2 separate regions of the Mus musculus genome follow, and region 2 is linked to region 1. Evidence: chromatin loops called from intact Hi-C (ENCODE). Cell type or tissue: heart. All regions are shown on one strand. Links, peaks and the distances in the headings refer to the core of each region. The heading gives the core; the rest is flanking DNA. Region 1 overlaps Rbp2 (retinol binding protein 2, cellular). Region 2 overlaps Rbp1 (retinol binding protein 1, cellular).

Region 1 (10,104 bases), core at 2,730-7,729:
TACAGAGTTTGGAGAGTGGCACTTTAGTTTTCTTTGTATATCCACAAGGTTGTGTGATCATCTTCACTAATGTATCCAGAACATTTCCTCACCTTGCATCTACTAGCATTCAATACTGCTTCTTCTGTCCTCTAACCCTTATGAATTTGCCTGTCATGGGTCTTCATATAATACATGGTCTTTTGTGTGTCACTTCTGATGCTTAGCATGTTTCCAGGCTTATTCATACTGTGCTAGGAATCAGCACTTCATTCCTTCTGATGGTTATGGTTATACAGTCTACATTTCATCATATGGGTAATCAATTATTTCTCATTTACTGGTGCATACACATACATGTTAGTGTATGTGCGTGTGTGTGCCAGTACATATGAGTGTGGGTATGTGGGTATGTGTATGTGTTAGAGATAAATGTTTAATGCCTTTCTCGATTGCTCTCCAGCATACTAGGCCTGGAGCTCAGAGATTTGCCTGCACTGTTGGGGACAGCAAGCCTTGGAGATCCTTTGGTTTCTCCCTCCCCAGCACGGGAATTAGATGTGTGCCGGTGCGCCCGACTTTCTGTGTGGTTTCTTGGGATGCAAACTCGAGGACTCGGGCTTGTGCAGCAAGAACTTGGCGGACGGGGCATCTCTGAAGCCCTTCCGTGACTTCTCTATGTCTTACATGCAAATATATGTGTATTTTTAAGCTCTGAAAATTGAGCCTCCAACATTGTGCACGCTAAGCAAGTGTTACACCAGCGCGACACACCTCCATCCCTGCTTTTGTGTTTTTGATAAGGGGCTTTAAACTCTCTTAGAAACAAGTCGGGGTAAGAAGTGGGGATAACATGTGGTGATCCGAAGGGAAAGGGGGATCTCTGAGCCCTCGGAGTCAGCTTCATCTCTGATGTGTTTTTATAATCCTGCTCTGGGCTGGTGCAGAACCGGGCCCTTTGGGGCTCTTACGGCAACCACACCTTCCCCTGATGAATGTCAACTTTTCTTGAAGGTTCTGAGAATGATCCGAGTTGAGAAGTGGAGCCCTAGGGAATGAGAGTGTGCTGCACACAAAGCGTATGCCCCTGACAATCTGAGCATACACGTGTGTACACACGCAGCTCGTGAGGAGGGGTGGGGCTCATGTGCTCCTCAGAGTTAAAGGGTTCTATTCCTGTTAGAGGCAGTAGATGATCCCAAGGGCACCTGCTCTGAGCTGTAATTCTCATGGGATTAGACCTTTGTTCAGTCTCTAGTCAAATATATCTCATCCTACCAGTTGTGTGTGTGTGTGTGTGTGTGTGTGTGTGTGTGTGTGTGTGAAAGACAGAGACAGAGATGGAGATGGAGAGAAAGAGATTGCTATCCCTGGCTTTCTGTTACAGGCAAAGAGGAGACAAGGTATGGGTGAAAGGATCATTGTTCCCTGCAGTGATGTTAAATGATGATCTTAGGAGGGAGAATGAGAACGGTGGGGGGAGGGGTGGGCTGTTGACAAGTATTTTTAAGGATCAGGAAAGGCCAGAAGGACAGACATGACTTGCTTCAGGAAGAGGGAATTCTCTTGTCGGAGAGGAGAGTGTTAGCTTTCAAGAAGCCTCGCCTCACATCGCAAGGAGAAGGGAAACAAATCAAGAACTGATTAGCCTGGCACAGTGGCGAGATGCAAACCTTCGGAGGCAGATTTTCCCATATAGTTCTGGAGTCTGATGAATTAGCTTTCTGGACACAGTTTAGGAAAGGCTTATGGTCCCATCACCCCCAGAGCCCCACAGCAAGGGACCTAAAGTGGGACCTTCGGGGACTTACTCTTTCTTTTAAAAACTAATTTTAAATCTATCAAGTCTTTAGAGCCAAAAATCTCACATTGTTAGAACAATGGTCAGAGTTAAGGGTTAAGAAATCTGGATTTCTAACCTACAGGGTCACTCTAACACCTGTTAGCTAAGGGTGCCTGTTCCTGAGACTGGCACAGGGTCAATGGCATTAAAGGGAACCACTTAATAAGGGTCCCTCCTGCTTACAGCTGGCACTTGCTATAGCCAAACACTAAGGGAAGTAAAAGTGGCCAGAGAAGAGCATTTGAAGAGTTTCTCATTTACTCTCTATAGTCTCTTTCTTGGTAGAGGGAAAAGACTTCAGCTAGCCAATCGCTAATACTTCCAGCCCAGGAGAGGAACCAGAACAGAGTCCCTCGCTTTGGGAGAGATGTGGGACTTGGGAAGAGCTCCTAGAAGAACAAATTAGTGGCTTCCCCTGGGAAGAGGCAGCTCTGGTGAATGAGCAGAGACGGGTGGCAGAGCCTGTATCACTGTGTCGTCCCTAGCCCTTTGCTGGAGACGAGGGCTCATTTGCCAGAGACAATGTATTCAGCTCCATTCTTCCCTGTTTAGGAGCCCTGTAGCCAAGTCGGTACAGAGAGTACTGTGAATATCCAGCCTTGTATATACTACATGGGCGAGAGCAGTGCAGTCAGTGGCCACTGTAATATGTGGCAAACCAGGAGCCCTTCCATGCTTTCTGTATAAGCCCCAGAGCTTTGATGCTAAGGCTGAGGAAGGGCAGTATTTAAATAGGACTGAGATTAAGTCTCCCTTCTTCCTGTTTGGAGAACCCTGACCAGGTGTAGTTTGATTTGGACAACCAAACACTGGAACACGCAAGAAGTGCGAGGAGCGGGCCACTGGGCATCACACAGCAACATAGAGGAGCTACTGCTGCCTGTACGTTTCTTACCCCACATTTGCTTAAAGCGTAGCAGCCTCTGCTTTATTCACAAACAGCTGCTGTGGGTAAAGGCCGCCTACCTTTTCTTAGAGTCAAGGTCTCAGGCTCGAAGGTAACCCTTCACCTTCTGGTGAGAGTTGTTTTTTGAGTGCTTTCAGGGTTGACCAGTGCAAATACAGTAGCCCTCTCTCATCAATAACATGCGTGTTCCAAGAGCCTCAGTGTAGTCTCGGGTAGAATTGAACCCTATGTATTTTTTGGAACTAACGTGGCAAGCAAGTGACTGGTGGGTGGGTAATGTACACAGGGTGGATGGGCTGGAGGAAGAAATGACTAACGTCTTGGACAGGATGGAGCAGACAAGGGAGACTGCATCATGCTATTTATGACGCACACTTTAAACCTTGGGGTTGTTTATTTCTGGAATTCCCCATTTTCTGCTTTTGGGCTGCATGGCTAATGGAAACTATGGAAAGCAAGAGTGTGGTTAAGGGAGGGTTACTGCAATTCCAATACTGGAAGTATGGCCTGTGACCCCTGCAGGGCTTCCTAGGTGATGGCCCAGGAGTTAAGCCTCTGCTAGGACAGAAGCCACAACAGGCCACAGAGACTGGAGTTCTGACTTTAATGGGTCTACTGAGTTTTCTCTTTATTTCATCTGCATCACAATTTCCTGAAAAGAGATTTGGCCAATTGGATCATCCAGAAGTGAGTGTTACATGTCAAAACACCTGAATGCTCAGGGACTTCTTAAAAAAACAAACAAAAGTCAAAAACAAACAAACAAAAAAACAACTCAAAAAAAATCAAACACACAAACAGCAACAACAAAACCTAAAACAAAAAACCAAAACCCAAACCAAAAAAGCCCCAACTCAAAAAACAAAAAACAACAAACAAAACAAAACAAAAATCAAACAATCAATCGAACAAACAAAAACCCCAAACCAAACAACCCATCAGGTACCAGGGGGCCTAATCTTTTCTTGGGCAGAGCTGTCTCAACATGGCTGCCTCTTTACACCCAGGCAAACTGCTTGGCTGAGCTCTGCAGTTATCCATTCCCAGGACATCCTAACTTGCTCTCTTTCAGCTGCTTGCTCAGCCTTGTAATCTTAATTTCTCACATGATCTGAGGCCCCTGCTCCCTCCCTTCCCTGCCTCTCCCTACTCTGCCTTTCATTAATTACTCTTCACCAACCTCACTAAGTCCATTCTGACCTGCTGAGCCTTCCCGGGTGTGTTGCGCTGCCAGAAATTCAACCTCAGTGAAAAAGCCACCCAACCAGAAGTACCTTGACATGTCGGCCGTCCAGGCCCTTTGTGTGTTCGTCAAACTCCACCCCGACGGTGAAATCCAGGTCGTAGTTGCGGAACGTGCTGTTGGTTTTCGTCTTGAAGTTATCACCGTCTTGAGTGATGATCTTCGTCTGAGTCAGACGCACTGCGATCTTGCGGGTGGCAAAATCAATATCTGTTGGCAGAGGGAGTAGGGAAGGTTATGATGTGTGCAGCCAGACTCATTCATTTCTTTAACAAGGCAAAGCGCTCAGGACTGGATACACAGATGGAGGACACGCCACCTTTCTTTACATATTCGAGAAGCAAGAGTTAGTTGTCTTACACACCGCTCTATCATGGGCTTGATTATTCTGACCCCTGCCCAGTTTTGCTCCGTGTGTTCCCCACCAGAACCAGCCTTAGGTCTATGCTCATAGTGCATGCTCAAATAATATGGATTTGTTAATGGAGGTGCGTGGTCTGGGACAGTAATTGCTAAAACCAGGACCCTGACCACCACCATCATCATCATCATCATCATCATCAGCAGCAGCAGCAGCAGCAGCAGCAGGAACAGCAGTGAAACAAGGAAACCCATTAGAAGTGTACATCCTTCCCATTCACTCTGTGTATGCTACAGTTTAGAAACCCCGGCACAAAGGGGGCGGGTCAGTCCCAGTTTCCCCGGTATGTGACCTTGCCAAAGCTTCTTTCCTTTCAGAGCCTCAGTTTTCCCCTGGGTGGGAAACAAGGACGGAAAAGCTCATTTCCTATCGTTATTGTGGCAAGGAGCCAGCAAGCTTGATGGGAAAGGCTATACAAGGTACCTAGGTGCTTACAGGTCTTCACTGCACACAAGGCTCCTTTGTTGTCTTTGTCTGTTTGGGTTACACGGGGACCAGATCAGCTTAGCCCAGAGAAAAAGTTTCAGAGCATATTTATGTATCCCTACAGCTACCAGATCCTACAGCTGTACCTGCCACTGGGCCCTTTATCCAGTCTGGTGGGACATTTACGGGCTGGGTCATCTTCCTCCCTCTAGTTTGCTTGGTCAGTGGTGTTTGCTCAAGCTCTCCATGCTGAAGTCCCAATTGTTCTCACAGGGCTTCTGCAGCCATTATTAGGATGCAGGAAAAGGATGCCCGTTACCCAAATGAAAGAAAGGGGAGTACCCCAGGCAAATGACTGCAGAAGAATGGAAATTGTAGAGAACAAACTGTTCTTTAGCGAGCAAATCTATATTTGCTCTGTGGAACTAGAAATCTTGGCCCAGAGAATTTAAAAGGTGGGGCTCAACATCACAGTGTCCCTATAAATGTAGCCTGTTCGTCATTTGTAGCTAAGGCTCCCCAGGAAAAATTACTGCTTGTCCTGGGCTGCCTAGAAAAGTGAATCGCAGCAAAAAAATTATTGCTTGTCCCGAGTTGCCTAGAAAGGGATGGCAGCAGAATCGGCCAGCTGCTGAGAGCACGGGTGTGTCCTGGAAACAGCAGCGGAGTCAATCTTCCTGACAAGGGCTGGGAGAGTGCTATTAGAGCCCCTATGCAAATGGAAGTGAGCACTGCTTCGCCTCCAGATTGAAAAATGACTTGGCCTCTTGGCCACCCTTTAGCGTTTGCACAAGCCAGTTAATCATGTCACCTCTGCTCCACCCTGGGGAAGGAAGCCAAATTCTCTGCTGGTGGATTTCTTGTTAGATATTTCTAATCAAAAGGGTTTAAATGTAGCTGTAGAACACAAATGTGTGTGTGCACACACACACACAAGTACTTTCTCTTTGAACTTTGCAGAGGAAACTGTTTCCGGATATGATATTTTAACACTAGCGTTATCAGGTTTGTTTTATCTGCTTTTCTATATTAAAGGTACCTCCGAAGCCTGATTTATAGCCAGGTGAAGTGAATTTCTAGCTCAGGAGGAAGGGTCCAGAGACAAGCTACTTCTGAATAATATACATGGCTTATGGCTGCTGCTGCGGAAGAGCAAATCAACGCCTGCGAAGTGACTTCATTAAGCACACTTTTCATAACTGCCTTTTGAACAATGCAAGCCATAAACCTGAAATACGAGCACGCTACTCGACATTAAAATGCCTTGTAACGTGCTTGCGAAGAAAGCTAAGGTTGCAAGCTAAAAGGGCAGGTGCACTTTTGTAAATTAAAGAGCAGAGATGCACAGGGTTCCATCACAGGGAATCTGAGAGCTGCTCCAGCACGGCCTCCATGGGCTTTGAACCTGGACTCCTTAATTCCCAAATCATCGACACTTCCAGGCAGTAAGGGGAAGCCAGGTGGAAGAGCAATTTTCTCTTTTTTTTTTTCCATACCATTTCCTCCTCCAGAGGACACGTTTAGAAGGGAATTAGACTGGCCCCTGCCTGTCTCTTCCTTCACTCCTCCCTGGCTATTGCGATCAGGCTTGTGATTCCGGGATTGCACCCTGAAACGTTAGTTCAGTGTCCTCGACTGGGATAGAGGTCAGGAATATAAATGTCCATCCAGACCATGAAAGTGAGGCCAGAGGAGGGGGAAGCATACATCATTGTCACCTGGCCTTTGCTGCCTCAGTACTTTCCCATTTGAAAGTCCAACCAGGTATCACGTAGGGCAATTAAGACTCTGATCCCGAGTGACCTTCTTACGGTGTTTCTGAAGATGCTGTCTCTCCACTTTGGATATTCCCATTGTCCCATCTAGCTCTGCTCAGAATGAAGGCCCCTCCCACCTGGCACCCTCACCCTATTTAGAACAGTAAGAAAGGGTTAGCCGGTTGTTAGAAGACCCCTGCCATTTCCTAGTCCCACGTGTCCCTAGGAAATTCCCCTAGTTCTCTGGAATTCCAATTCCTCATCTTACCAAATGGAAAACATCCCTTCAATCCTCAGGCCCAACTCCAGGCTCCAGTTTTTACATGTCCATATCTATGATAGGCTTGGATGTGTAGTGATTATATGAAGCCAAAATAGGAAAAACAGAATTCTTGGTCTAACCTCTGCCTATCTCTCCATCCTCAGCCTCTTATCTTCCAACTGTCTGAATACTACCACACCCCAGCCTTCTTGTCGTCTACTTTTTTTGGACCCACACAAATCATTTGCACTTACTGTCCCTTGCTTTGGGGACACATCTCAGCTTCAAGCTCTGGCCTTAAGCACTGTCAACTCTTTAAGTCATCTCCCTTGACTTTTGTCATGCTTCACACATTATTCTTTTCTCTTTTCTTTAAAACACTTGCATCACCTAAAGTCGTCCCCCACAGTGTCTGGTGTTCTCTCAGTAGCCCTGTCTCCCTCCCACCAGCCAGGAGATCAATTCTACCAGGGTAGGGGACCATCCTCTTATTAGCCACACCATCACCAGTGACCAGAAGAGTTCCTAGTGTGTTGTAGGTACTCAATATATTGTTGGAACCTGAGTTGGTTAAAAAGAAATAGTGAATACATGACGATAACATGTGCACTGGTTACCACTGACAGTCCACCGAAAGCTTTTGGGTTTTTTATCCGGTGCCTCACAAATGTAACAGAGCAGGAAGAAAAAAACCAAAAAACAAAAACAAAAGCTAGAATGGGATTTCTCACTTTGCAGATGTTCAGGAAATATTTTCTGCTGAGAGCGTTCAACAGGGGCTGTCTGATTTCTGTCTCTGGGGATACCCCTTTCCTGGTGCTGAGTTTACTAGAAACCTACCAGGCTGTTAGAAGTAAACATTGTTTTTTTTTTTTTTTTTTTAAGTCTGTGTGTATTGCTTTAAATGGAAAAAAAAAGTGGCCCTCACCATCTTTCAGGAATTGAGATAAGATTTTATTTTCCAAACAGGGACAATGTATAGAATAAAAGGTCGTCAAAATCGGATCCTGCCCAGCTACTTTTAGGATGCAACCCTGTCACCATCTCCACTGACGAGGTTACCAGATGGTTATCTGTTTTCAGGGCTGCCTCTTCCCCGTGTCTTTGCTACCCAGTCTCCATGTCTACTCTCCCCTCCCTGCTCTGCTATCCCCATGCCTATCCTTCTTGGCAGTTTCCCCAACTTCCAGGACCATTCAACCAACCCTTCCAATTCCGTGCCATTGGAGGCAATAAATGGCTGCCTGAGTTAGTGTGGTGACCTCATAGACTTCTGCCCTGGAGGCAGTTCGCTGTCTTTGGAAGATGAAGTTCACTCGTGGTACACTGTGCTAAATATCCTCATGTTTCTTAGACTCTCTTTTCTCCTTCCCCTTCAGCTCTGAATAGACAACTCCTTTTGGTATCTCATGTCTATGACTCTGCACATGAACATGGCCAGGCCCGACTCTATCTCTGCTTGGATTCTTTTACATTCTCTAATACCCTATCCTGAAGGATTTGGAAAGTCTTCACTGCTCCTCTACTGGGGATATTTTAGCTCTGCTTTCCATTTAGTAACTCTGGACATTTATTGGCCAAGGTCTAAGATTATCTGGTGTCCCATCTATGACAGACTGTATTTTTCTAGTTGGCTCTATCCTATCCTATCCTATCCTATCCTATCTGTCTTACAGTGTGGCTTTAATATTCTTCTCTCAGAGGAGTGAGATCTCTGGAGTGCCCTATGAATAGAGAAAGGGAATGTACCACTTGGACCAATAGAACACACTGAAAGAAACACCTAGTGGTTTCTGACAGTGGCTCACAAAGACCATGCACCACTGCCTCCCCTCTTTGGGCACAGCCACATGCTGTGAAAATCCCCATATCACATGGGGAGACCATGTAGATGTCCTTAGCCACAGCTAAGTAAGGTCTCAGTCACCAGCCAGTATCCCCTAGCTAGAGTGGAAATGGCTTCAAGAAGGCTCCATCCCCAGCCACTATCCCCTTGTACTGGATGAGAGCCCTTAAGCAACAACCACCAAGGAGATCCACTCAACCCTACATCAATGAGACATAACTGAAGATGACTGTACTTAGATGGCTATACCTACTTCAGACACGATCAGTTTTTTACAAAGTCACAGCATTTGGATGAGACAATCTTGATGCTCCGCACCTGCCTGATCTCCTCAAGAGCAGAGCAACTTGGGTCCTACTGCAGATGGTACATTCACTGCTTCTAGAAGCAGGTGCTGATGTCTCATTGTGGCAGCTAGGTGAGTTGGCAAAGTTGATGGACTCTGCTCCTGTCTCTGTCAGGTGATCTTTTTATAGCTCTGCCTGGCTCTTCTTTGGAATTGAAGAAGTCTCTTCCACTCCTCTGTTTTCTGGTCCAAAGGAGGACTTCAGGGCATGACAGAGCCCTTGAGTGATAGGCCTTGAAAAAGCTGATTTCTTCAGGATCAGAGATAATCTAGCAAAGACTTGAGAGCCCAAGGCAGGAGAAGAAGCACCACTGAACCAGCCTGGACACTCACCCTTGAGCTCTTAATGACTTTATTAATTTGAGGTAAACTCAAAGGTTGCTGTGACATGTCATTCTGCTGAGGTCAGTACCTGAGTCATGTGTAGAGGAGAGCATTATCGAGTGAGCCACTGGGCTATTGACAAAGCCAGGGTTCTGTTCAGGGCAGCATCGCAACAAAGTCTCCCTCCCTACAGCACAAAGAACCAGCGCCCCCCCCCCCCCCCCGAGAAAGCCAGTTTCCTCATTGATGGACAGAGTTAAAGTCCTAGAAAGTAATGGTTCATAGGCAGAGAGCAATGTCACACCTGATGGTATATACACATCTGGGGATTTGTAAAGATCTCTGCCATGTTCATCTCAAATGCCAAGTACACAAAAGGGCACCAAAGGCAAGCCTCATTGATTTCCCAGTCTTGGGAAAGCAATCTTGCCTTTAAGTTGGGTGTGTCAGAAATTAAACAGATCAGTGGAGCTGCTTCTGGCTGGTTAGACTGACAGGGTGGCCACTCCTCATCTGCTTTTGGCTGAGTCTCTTGATGTTAATCACTGCCAGCCCCACCCTGTTCTTGGGTAGTTGAAGGAAACCAGGTGTCCTGCCTCCGTGCTGGGAAAGTGAGTCTGCATGAGGTATTTTTGTGCAGAGTATTGTGGTGTCATCAAGGCAGGGCAAGTCCTTAGAACCCTGAGAACTCTATCAGCATCTGGGCAAAGCAACACAAAGACACCCACATTCTGTGTTTAGCTAGAGCTC
Region 2 (10,104 bases), core at 1,910-6,909, 55 kb after region 1:
ACGGTGAGAATGGCTTGGCATCAGCCCCCAGTGGGTAGGTGAAGTCAAATCCAATCAGTAACTTTGCCCCATTCTAGCTTTGGATGAAAATCCTGTCCATTTCCTTTCTTTTAAAAAATATTTATTTTATGTATATGAGGACACTGTAGCTGTACAGATGGTTGTGAGCCATCCCTCCGACCCCACTTGCCCCAGATCAAAGATTTATTTGTTGTTATATGTAAGTACACTGTAGCTGTCTTCAGACATCCCAGAAGAGAGCATCAGATCTCATTAGGGATAGTAGTGAGCCACCATGTGGTTGCTGGGATTTGAATTCAGGACCTTTGGAAGAGCAGTCAGTGCTCTTAACCGCTGAGCCATCTCTCCAGCCCTGTCCATTTTCTTTCTATTCATAGATAACACTGGAATATCTCTTGGGTGCACCGTGCACTTTGAAGCCAGATTCTGCTGGCCAGCACCCGTTAGGCTTTCTGTGCCTTGGTTGATGGCGACTCCTGCTTCCATAGCATCACTACACTGTGGCTTGGGTTGGATGAGTGATGTGGAAAGAAAGTATTTAACACCCAGCTGATAGATACCAAATCATGCACACTGCAGTGCCAAGCTGCCTCTAGGGGAAGGAAGATACATAGTTGTGCCTTTAGGGTGTAATCTGTGGCTTTGCACAGCTTCTCCTTCTACCCAAGAGAGGTGTTGGGAAAAACTGGCCTCAGAGGCTTCGGAGGAAAAAAAAAACAAGTGAAGGTAGATGTGAAATTCCTCCAAAACACATGTCTTTAAACAGAGATCACTTTTATTGGGGTCGCTTCATTTTAAGAAAAGGAAAAGAGACCAGGCAAAGAGAGAGACTTCGCTGGCAGAAGCCTGGGGTGGGTATGCGTTTCGGTCCCCATGTTAGGCAGAGGGGGCTCCTGACCACAGGCCCATCCCACTTGTTCCTGAAGACCAAGGTTATCTCCTCGGGCTGTTCGGGCTGCTCAGTGTACTTTCTTAAACACTTGCTTGCAGATCACACCCTCAGCTCTCATTTCCTGGAATAATAAAGACACTGGTTATTAGCTTAGAATTCATTGAAGCAACATTACACTTGAGAATCTTGGGACAGGGACTTGGAACATATTCAGTGGCTACTATTGTACTGTATGAGCTTCACTACGTCTTTAGGAAGTTGATAGAATGGGATCCACAGAAATGAGGCTCTCTGATCCTGTAGCAGGAGTTGGGTGAGAGAAGGAGTGGCTCTAAGTTGACCAATAGGAACTCTTGATGGCTCCCTTGTTTTTATTCCCTTAAAAAGCTAAAGGGCTTCAGGAATCCTTTAGGCCTGGAACAGTCTGTGCCCAGGCTCAAAAGAACTGAGCCCGGAGGCGTGGTTCACTACTTTGCCTCAGAGTAGTTCAAGAATTTAAGCCCAGACTGCCCACTGAAGTTCCCTGGAACTACCTTATCTCAGTGGGTGGACCCAGGCCTTCCCAGTCGTTCTAAGAGCAACCAAGACAGCCCAAGGTCAGCCCATAGAAGCAGCTCCTGTTGACTATGGCAGGGGTTGGGGGCAGTGGCAATCAAACTCTGCCTTCCAAGTTGTTGGGAAGCGAAGCTGGATATTTGTGTGACCATTACTAAACCTGAAATGGTGACAGAAGAATCTTGAAGCTCTTCGAGGATCAAGTGAAACCCCAGAGAACCTTCTGCACCCTGATTTGCAGCCTCTGGCACAGAGCCACGGGGCTAAAAGGTGAGGGGACACTGAGATCATGTCCACCCTGTTTGCAGCTAAGCAAACAGAGACCCAGGGAGTTGGCGGGTGAACCCCATGGCCCGGGGCCCCATGCAGCTGGCCTGCTCCTCTCGTTCCAGTTCTCCTCTCCTCCTCCACAGCTGCAGCTGTGGAGCTCAGGGGCAGTGGTAGGGCATTCTGAGATGAAGATGTGATAGCTGGGTCCTACCCAAGGCACCCAGTGAGTGGCCCAGGATTTAGCTCAAGGTCATCTGAACCTTGAGAGCGAGGCTCTTTCTGCAGGGAGGGTAGTTGGGGAGTTCCAGGAAGGAGGAAGGATAGAGACTTCCACCTCAGAGGACATGGGTCCTGGTAGCTCTCACGGAGCCCAGCCATCTTGCCCAGGCAGAAGGCAGAGTAGAAGTGGCTTTGCCCTGAGGCTGAGGGTAGAGAGGAGGACTGACTGAAGAAAGCCTTTCCTGGCCCCCAGCCTAAGGCGAGATCACACACTCCCGGTGAATTTCTGCTTGGCTCTGGTCCCATTGTGCACAGGATACATATATGTTATTTGGAAGTGCTTTGTGGAAGTGCAATAGGACTTGCCAGCGAGCCCCTCAGAGTTCCACGTCTTCACCATCAAAACAGGAAGCTGATTTTCTGTTCCAGAGAACACAAGGACCTTGACAGCTGCTCATACTACCACCTGCCTCTCCGCCTGCTCCCCCTGGCTGGACCTTGAGTCAGCCTAGACCTTGGAAACACATTGTATGGTTTCCAAGTCATTCAGGCATCTTCTGCAGAAGAGATACTTTAGAATAGAACCAATGCCTACCCAGTGCTCTTTTCCATTGTCCATTCACTCCCTCAGGGCATGAGGACTGCTGGGGACACAGCCTGGGTCCCCACCGTGGAACCTACCAGGTGAAGTTCATCACCCTCGATCCACTGCGTCCAGCCACGTCCCTCCTTCTCTCCCTTCTGCACACACTGGAGTTTGTCACCATCCCAGCTCACAGTGGTCTGCCAAAGCAAGAAACACAGTAGTCAGTCCTGGGGAAGCACCCACACCCACACTCAAGAGGACTGAAGGAGAGAGAGGCTCCTGACCTCAATAATTCAAGATGCGCTTACGGCAATTCTAGTGCAGAAAACTCACATCCTAATACTCCCTGCCCGCCACATGCTTTTATTAAAGTGTGCAGATCAGTTTTAAATTTATGAAAACCTTCATAAATTCCACTTAAAAGGGCAATTAGGACAGGGAGAACGTCATTGAGGCAGGGTTGTGAATGGGAAACAGGGAGGAGGGATTTCTGAGATATGCCAGTCAGGGCCTCGTCCCCTCATCTCTGTGAGGAGAACCCTGCCTATCCTAGACAGTTCATCTACTCAATCATTATTATTTCAACTTCTGCTAGGTCTTCTTTTTTTTTTTTAAAGATTTATTTATTTATTATATGAAAGTACACTGTAGTTGTCTTCAGATACACCAGAAGAGGGCATCAGATCTCATTACGGGTGGTTGTGAGCCACCATGTGGTTGCTGGGATTTGAACTTTAGACCTTCGGAAGAGCAGTCGGGTGCTCTTACCCACTGAGCCATCTCACCAGCTCTGCTAGGTCTTCTAATATCTACAAAACCCCACCCATGTCCTCAGAGAGCCTCCATCTCCTAGGGAGAAGGAGCTCAGATGTCAACAAGATGTTGGTCGACAGCCTCCTGTCTTCTCTAAGCCAAGTCTCAGTTTCCACTGTTATATCCTGCTGTATGGCCTGGAATCTCCTGTACATGTCCCAGGTTAAGAGACTTGCTCTGCTCATCTGAGTGGTGTGGACATAGGTCAGTAGTGCTCGGAAGCCCCCTCTTCTGATGTGCTATACAGCTTTATGTTGCTGGGGTTTCAGACCAGGGGCTTTGGGAGGTCAGCAGTAAGTTAAGGAAGGGGAGTCCAGGGAGGAAGAGACACTGGGGTGGGCTCCAGAGAGGAAGGCTGGACCCATAGGGGAAAGGTTCCTGGTGCTTTGTCAGGAGACAATGGCAGAGATGGGGGACTCTAAGTACAAATGCTCAGGACTTGAACTATGGGTAGAGTCCTCCTGTCCTGCCTGAGACCAGCCCACAGGCTGGACTCGATCTGATGGAACCTCACATCCCACCCTTGAGCCTCCACATCCTCATAGAGCATGGCGTGTCCTTCCAGATGCTGAGAGAGAAGACAGGCATCCCTGAGGGGTTTCTGTTTCTTTGAGCAGCCAAGACCCACCCAGGAACACGGGGGGAGGGGGGATCAAAAAATGGGAGCTCAATCTTGTCTCCTTAGCATGACCATTAAATAAGTGCCTGAGTCAACAGAACCTGAGCTGGGTGACAGATATGGCCAGGACATCTCCTACGTACCATGCCCACATCCTTTTGGATATACATCCTTGCCATAAGGGAAAGTCCTCATGAGCCCTGCCACCCACCTTTCAGCGGGAAGGACTCTGTTCAATCTTGCTCACTGTGTGGTTCTCAGTGACTTTAACATTCCCAGGATCCCCACATTCCCACCTGGCATGAGGGAGCCGACTCTGGGGCCTTGGCTTTAGATAGCTCAGGTTCTGAGCTTCCTGCATTGTCTGTCACGTTCAGCTCAGCATCAGGACAGTCAGTAAGAGCATAATGCAGATGTGAGGGAGGAAAACGCTGGCAAGGAGTGCAAAGTGAGGACTCCACTGGAGGCCCACTGGCTCCTTTCTCCTTGATGCCCTCCAAGCCCCATCTTTGCGCTTGCTGATCACTACTGCCCTCTGCTGTTGAGATGAGCCTGCAGTGAGACATTCAGGAGATGCCGGGGAGATGGGTCCTTTTCCAAAGTACAACAGTGTGAATTAGAGCTCCAAAAGTCATGTAAAAAGGCCAGTGCTGACCTCTGTTACGATACCAGGGCTAGGGAGATATTAGATATTAGAAGATCTTTGGGAGCCCAGCCTACTCTGTGAACCATAGGCTAATGGGAAACCGAATAGAAAAAAGAAAGGGAAAGAAGAGGAAGAGGAAGAGGAAGAGGAGGGGGAGGAGGAGGGAAAGGAGGAGGAAAGAAAGAAAGAAGAGAGGAAAGAATGAAAGAAGGAATGGAGGGGGAAGAAAGAAAGGAAAGAGAGAGAAAGAAAGGAGAGAGGGGTGGGGGAGAGAATTCCTAAGCCTGGCCTCTGGCTTCCACACACATGCATACATGCAACTGTACATGTAGATGAGTGTGTACACACACACACACACACACACACACACACACACACACACACACATACACACACACGAGGGAAAGAGGGAGAGAGGGAAAGGGAAAGAAAGGGGGGGAGAGAGAGAGAGAGAGAGAGAGAGAGAGAGAAAGAAGAAGGAGGAGGAGGAGGAGAGGGGAGAGAGAGGTAGAGGTAGAGAGAGAGCAAACTGGGTTGACATTTTAGAAGGCAGAGCACCTGCCCCACTAGCTAAGCCTGGATCCTCAGAACTAATATTTAAAAGCCACATGCAGTAGTACACATGTCTGCAATCCCAGTGTGACTCTAGAGGCAGGCAGGAGGTGGATAGAACTGTCTGAAACCAGTGGTCTCAGTAACCTAGCATAAGCAGCCATGAAACAAGAGAGACCATGGCTAAAACAAAATGGAAGGTGAGGACTACCACCGAGGTTGCTCTCTGACCTCCATGTGTGTGGCATAGCGCATGTGCACCTTCACAAATGACACGAGCAGACACACAGACAGACAGAAGTGAGGCAGGCATAGCCAGGGGTGCACCAGTATGCACACTGATCTCACTCCTGGAGGCAGTTCACAGTGAATGTGGGGCACAAGAAGCCTCGTGGCTCCTCTCCTTGATTCAGAGACGCACTTGGGGCACATGTGTAGCCTCAAGCCTGAGAAAGTCCAATGTAAGTCAGGTCAGAATACAGTACAGTCTGTGACTGACGAGACTGCGGTGGGCAAAGGCTGTTATGTCCCAAATGTGGCAAAAAGCAGTGCACAGGGTGTCATCCATGCCTGGCTTGGGATGGGGAGAGGGATGGAGAAATGAGTTCTCAGCTTCAAACAGTTCCTAAGAACAGGTAGTTTCCTGTGCACTCTGCAGGTGAAGGGCTCCAGACCCCATTGAAGCATGAACAGACTGGCTGGGTCTCAGCTAGGATCTACAGGGCATTGTCTTTTCTTCCATTAAAGCTGGCAGATTCATACCTTCTGTACTTAAAAGAAGAAATGCAAATGAGTCTATGTAACTTCCCTTCCTCAGAAATAACTGCCTAAAATTTTGGAGTACTTCTATCCAGTCGTCTATCAACATATCCATATATTTCTGCTTTTAGAAGATTAGGATTGCCGTCATGTATGCCTTTATGTCCTCATTTCTTTATTTATTAGAGGTGATTTCCACGTCCACAAATAGTAGCCATAAGCATGCTTTTCACTGTTATGCACTATGGAGAAAATGGCCACGTCATTTGCAAGAGCCAGAGGAAAATGAAAATGAGGGACTCTTATTCAAAAATAGTAATGATTTAAAGACAGCACCAGCAGAGCATCCAGACAAGTGAGGAGCCCCTCAGGGCCCTGGTGGTGTTTTACTGAACACACACTCCATTATTCAGCTGGTTACCTACTCTGGGACATTTGGGTATTTTATAATTTGAAACAGTATAAATAAGACTTCCTCATATACAAAGCTTTCAGCACATTATTTCCTCAGAACACATGTTCTGAGGAGGATCTGTCTGGTGGAGTTGTGTGCAAATTGCTAAAGCTTTTGACAACCATGCCAACTGGATCACCAGACTCACCCGTTTACCCTGTAGGACTACTGTCAGAGAATGGCCGTGACTGGTATATTCACTAGGTAAGGTGGGCTTCTGCCCCCAAGGCTGTGGTCATTCTTTCTAAATCCCATGGCATATCCAGATATAAGCAATAGTAATGCCTTAGCTCAGGGGGCTGTCTGGTGGTAGGCAGAATATCCATCACTGTGGTAGGAGGTCCAGGAGCAGATATATGCCTAATATACAGAAGTCTTTCTGAGAACCCTATACACAGGGAAGAGATCCCTCAGTTGGTCCTGTCAGTGTCCAAGCCCTTTCCTGGCCTCAACCAAGTTCCTCTTGATTCTTATCCTAGGTACCTTAGAGCACAGATTGCTCTCGACTATACTGGACATGGTAGGGCATCTGAGGTTAGAAAGGTTATGTGACTTTATCAGAATCACAAGGGCACTCCTGTTTCCCATGGCAGGGCACTTGGTAGACACCTGCTAAAGTCTTTGGAAGTAGGAAGATAGGTTTTGGTTCCACCACGTGAGAGGTTGAGGCAAGAGACTCACTATAGGTTTAAGGTCAGTCTGGCCTAGGTGGTATTTGTCTCAGTGACTCAAAGTCTGGTGTTCTATAGCAGCAGGAAAGGGGTGTGAGGAGCTGCGGGGAGAAGGGCAATCACTCGGAATGAAATGGAAGGCAGCTTTGGCTAACTTGGAACTCAATAGGTAGACCAGGCTGGCCTCAAACTCAGAGATCCAACTGCCTCTGTGTCCCAAGTGCTGAGATTAAAGGTATGTGCCATGCCCGATGGTAATTCCTTTTTTTAATGACACAAAAATGTAAATTTTTCTTACAACCTACTCTAGGATCCAAAAACACCACTTTGGCCTTCCTCTGAGGTCAGTAGCCAGCCATCTTTCAAAGCCTGATTCGAAGGGGTCTTGGCTGTTTGATTCACTTTCCTAGATTCACCCAATTAATCTGCATTTGGGGGTGGGGGACTTCAATCAGGAAGACATTCCTGATACTTTTCAAGTTTCAAAGAGAGGGGAGGCTGGTCTCTCTCTCTCTCTCTCTCTCCCTCTCTCTCTCTCTCTCTCTCTGTGTGTGTGTGTGTGTGTGTAAAACTGCTACCCTAGACTCAGAATCCCACCTTAGCTATGAAGACCAGATACAAGGACAAGGCAGTGGACAGTCACATTGTAATTTAGCTTCTCAATAGTACTTATTTCAACACCACAGGAAGGTACAAAGGGGCTGGAGCCAGGGCAGCTGCTTATACCCAAAGCCAGCCTAAGTTTTTTATTAAAAATGAACAATAATCCACACCTCTTTGGCTGTGTCAGCAGTTTCTGAACCATGTGCCAAGAGATGAGCGAAGACAATTTTATACTATTCTGACAAGGGACTGTCACTTCAAAAGCCATTATCTACTTCCCAGCCATTCAGAAATCCTAGCTGGCACTGCAGTCAGCAAGCTGGGGTGACCCTGTCCCGGGGATGTCTTGATGTTCCTTTGTCCCTTTCAGGTGACCAGTATTGGTTGTGACAGTCAGTGACCCCACATGACCTATAAATGCTGAGACTCAATGTGGCTCTCAGAAAACATGTGACATTTATTAAAGTTCCCACAATCTGCCACTCACTCACTCTAAGGACAGGGATGCCTCCATGCTTGTCCACAAAGAACTGCCAGGGTCTCCCTTGCTGTACCCGCCTCTGGGTCAGTCTTATCTCTGTGGGTTCAGAGGCAGGTCATAAGAGGAGATGCCTTTCCTATGGGGAGTCTTGTCTACAAGCTCCGGAGTCCAGTCTGACCCAGCTCTGACCCCAACACCCACACTCTTTAGATTTGGGGATAAAAATCAGAGCCCAGACAGTGAGTTGGTACTTCTTGTGTACAGCCTGTGAGTTGTTAAAAGATACAGATCTGCCTTGCCTCCTGCAGTGTGGTTTTAACACATGATTTTCTCTCGGAGGGTCTTCCCGTTCCTGTTAAGACAGCCTTTGGTGCTTGTATTAAACAAGCTGTTGGGCGGAGGGGTAGGAAAGCCATAAGTCCTAACACGTGAGACCCAGTCCTGAGAGCTTGCAACAATGTTTCATTAATCCGCAAGGGTTAGAGAGGCAAAAGATTCCTAAGTTTCTGTAATATTCAGCCTGCTGCAGGTGGGGCTGACGGCACTCAGTTCTGCCCCACTGGGAAGCGCAATGGGTAGGCAGTGGCTTCTCTTTGTCTAGTCCTCTCCTAAGGGAATTCCTTAAAATTACCCCAAATGAGCACATTTAGGAGAGAAAGCCAACTCACTGTGAGCACAGATGAAAACCAAATTAATAAGGCTTTAAAATGTTAATGAGTAACTAGAGACACAAAGACCACTAAAAACAGCCACTATGAATACATGTTGTCATAACAAGACCTCTGAGGGCACAAGAGAATTCAATGAAGACATTCATTTCTACCATGAAGATGTTAACAGCTAATGGTAACACAAGTCTTAGGATAAACAAAATGAAATATGTTCTGATTAATAATCTTGGCACATTAGTTCCTCCCCGCCCCCCCATAATCTTGGCACATTAGTTTCCCTCCCCCCCCAATCATTTTTAGAAAGGGCCTTGACTCAGGTTAGACCATTACAGTGCTAGGGCTACCACTGAGACTGAAGTTCTGAGGAGCAGGTGAGAGGCTGGGCTGGAGAATGTTAGAGGTCTGTGTCACCCAACCCTGTCCAGGCACCTGGAAGGCTTCCTGGTTGAAGTGACAGCATCATATCATGATCACCACCACCACAGTCACCATGGTGACCAGTACGGATACTCAGCAGGGTGCAGAGCAGGTTATGAAGCACCCTCACCTTGACTCCTCCAGACCCCGTGTAGTCTGAGGACTGAGGTCACCCAGCTGTGGAGCTGTCAGCGACTGTGCTCAGCATCTCCTGGGTTCAGCTGAGCCTTACATGAGGAGGACATGTAGCCTGGCTCTGCAGGAAACGGCATTCAGCAGCCATGGTCCAGCCCCCCTTGCAACCTCCTGCATTCCGGCTACTTGAGAGAAAGTTGAGGTAAAGGAAAGACAAGAAGAGAGAAACTTGCTGAAGGATGGTAGGTCCTGGGTAGTCGACGTGCTGCAGGTCTGAAAGGAGGTGGTTGCTCATCAGCCTGAGGCAGGGACAGCCCGGAGGAGGTATGGCCAAGTACAACTGGAATGGATGTGAGAAAGAGCCACAGGGTTCTGAGAAGGAAAGAAGTGGGCATGGGTGATGCATGCCTTTAATCCCAGCACTGGGGAGGCAGAGGCAGGCAGATCTCTGAGTTCGAGGTCAGCCTGGTCTATAAATTGAAGACAGTCAGGGCTACACAGAGGAAAGGAGGAGGAAGAAGAGGAGGAGGGGGAGGGGAGGGGAGGAGGAGGAGGAAGAGGAAGAAGAGAATGAGGAGAAGAAGAAAAAGAAGAAGAAGAAGGAGAAGGAGAAGGAGGAGGAAGGAGGGAGGGAGGGAGGAAGGGAAGAGAGAGAGAGAGAGAGAGAGAGAAAGAGAGGGAGAGAGAGGGAGAGGGAGGGAGGGAGGGAGGGAGAGAGAAGGGCTGCATGGAGGAGTGGG

Evidence for each region. Hi-C counts contacts between places; a loop is a spot of excess contacts. Peaks named below come from ENCODE experiments on the same cell type or tissue, not always from the same donor. Only the 100,000 strongest peaks of a DNase experiment are listed, where the experiment ranks them.
Region 2: a loop joins it to region 1, with 2.3 times the contacts of the local background. A loop is called at or near these places in 4 of 42 quality-filtered maps.

Annotation. Positions count from the first base shown.
Region 1 is chr9:98,492,794-98,502,897 of GRCm38, reverse strand. It overlaps Rbp2 (retinol binding protein 2, cellular), which reads right to left. Exons shown (of 4, transcript NM_009034.4): 2 at 4,004-4,182. Among named protein-coding and RNA genes, the nearest start is that of Rbp2, 7.3 kb to the right of the region's middle. In heart, for the core only: no CTCF peak of the experiment used is centred there; DNase peaks (open chromatin) are centred at 4,697 and 5,527; H3K27ac peaks cover 465 bases.
Region 2 is chr9:98,437,226-98,447,329 of GRCm38, reverse strand. It overlaps Rbp1 (retinol binding protein 1, cellular), which reads right to left. Exons shown (of 4, transcript NM_011254.5): 3 at 2,639-2,740; 4 at 779-1,034. The coding sequence ends at 981. Among named protein-coding and RNA genes, the nearest start is that of Rbp1, 19 kb to the right of the region's middle. In heart, for the core only: a CTCF peak has its summit at 4,514 (motif pointing left); no DNase peak of the experiment used is centred there.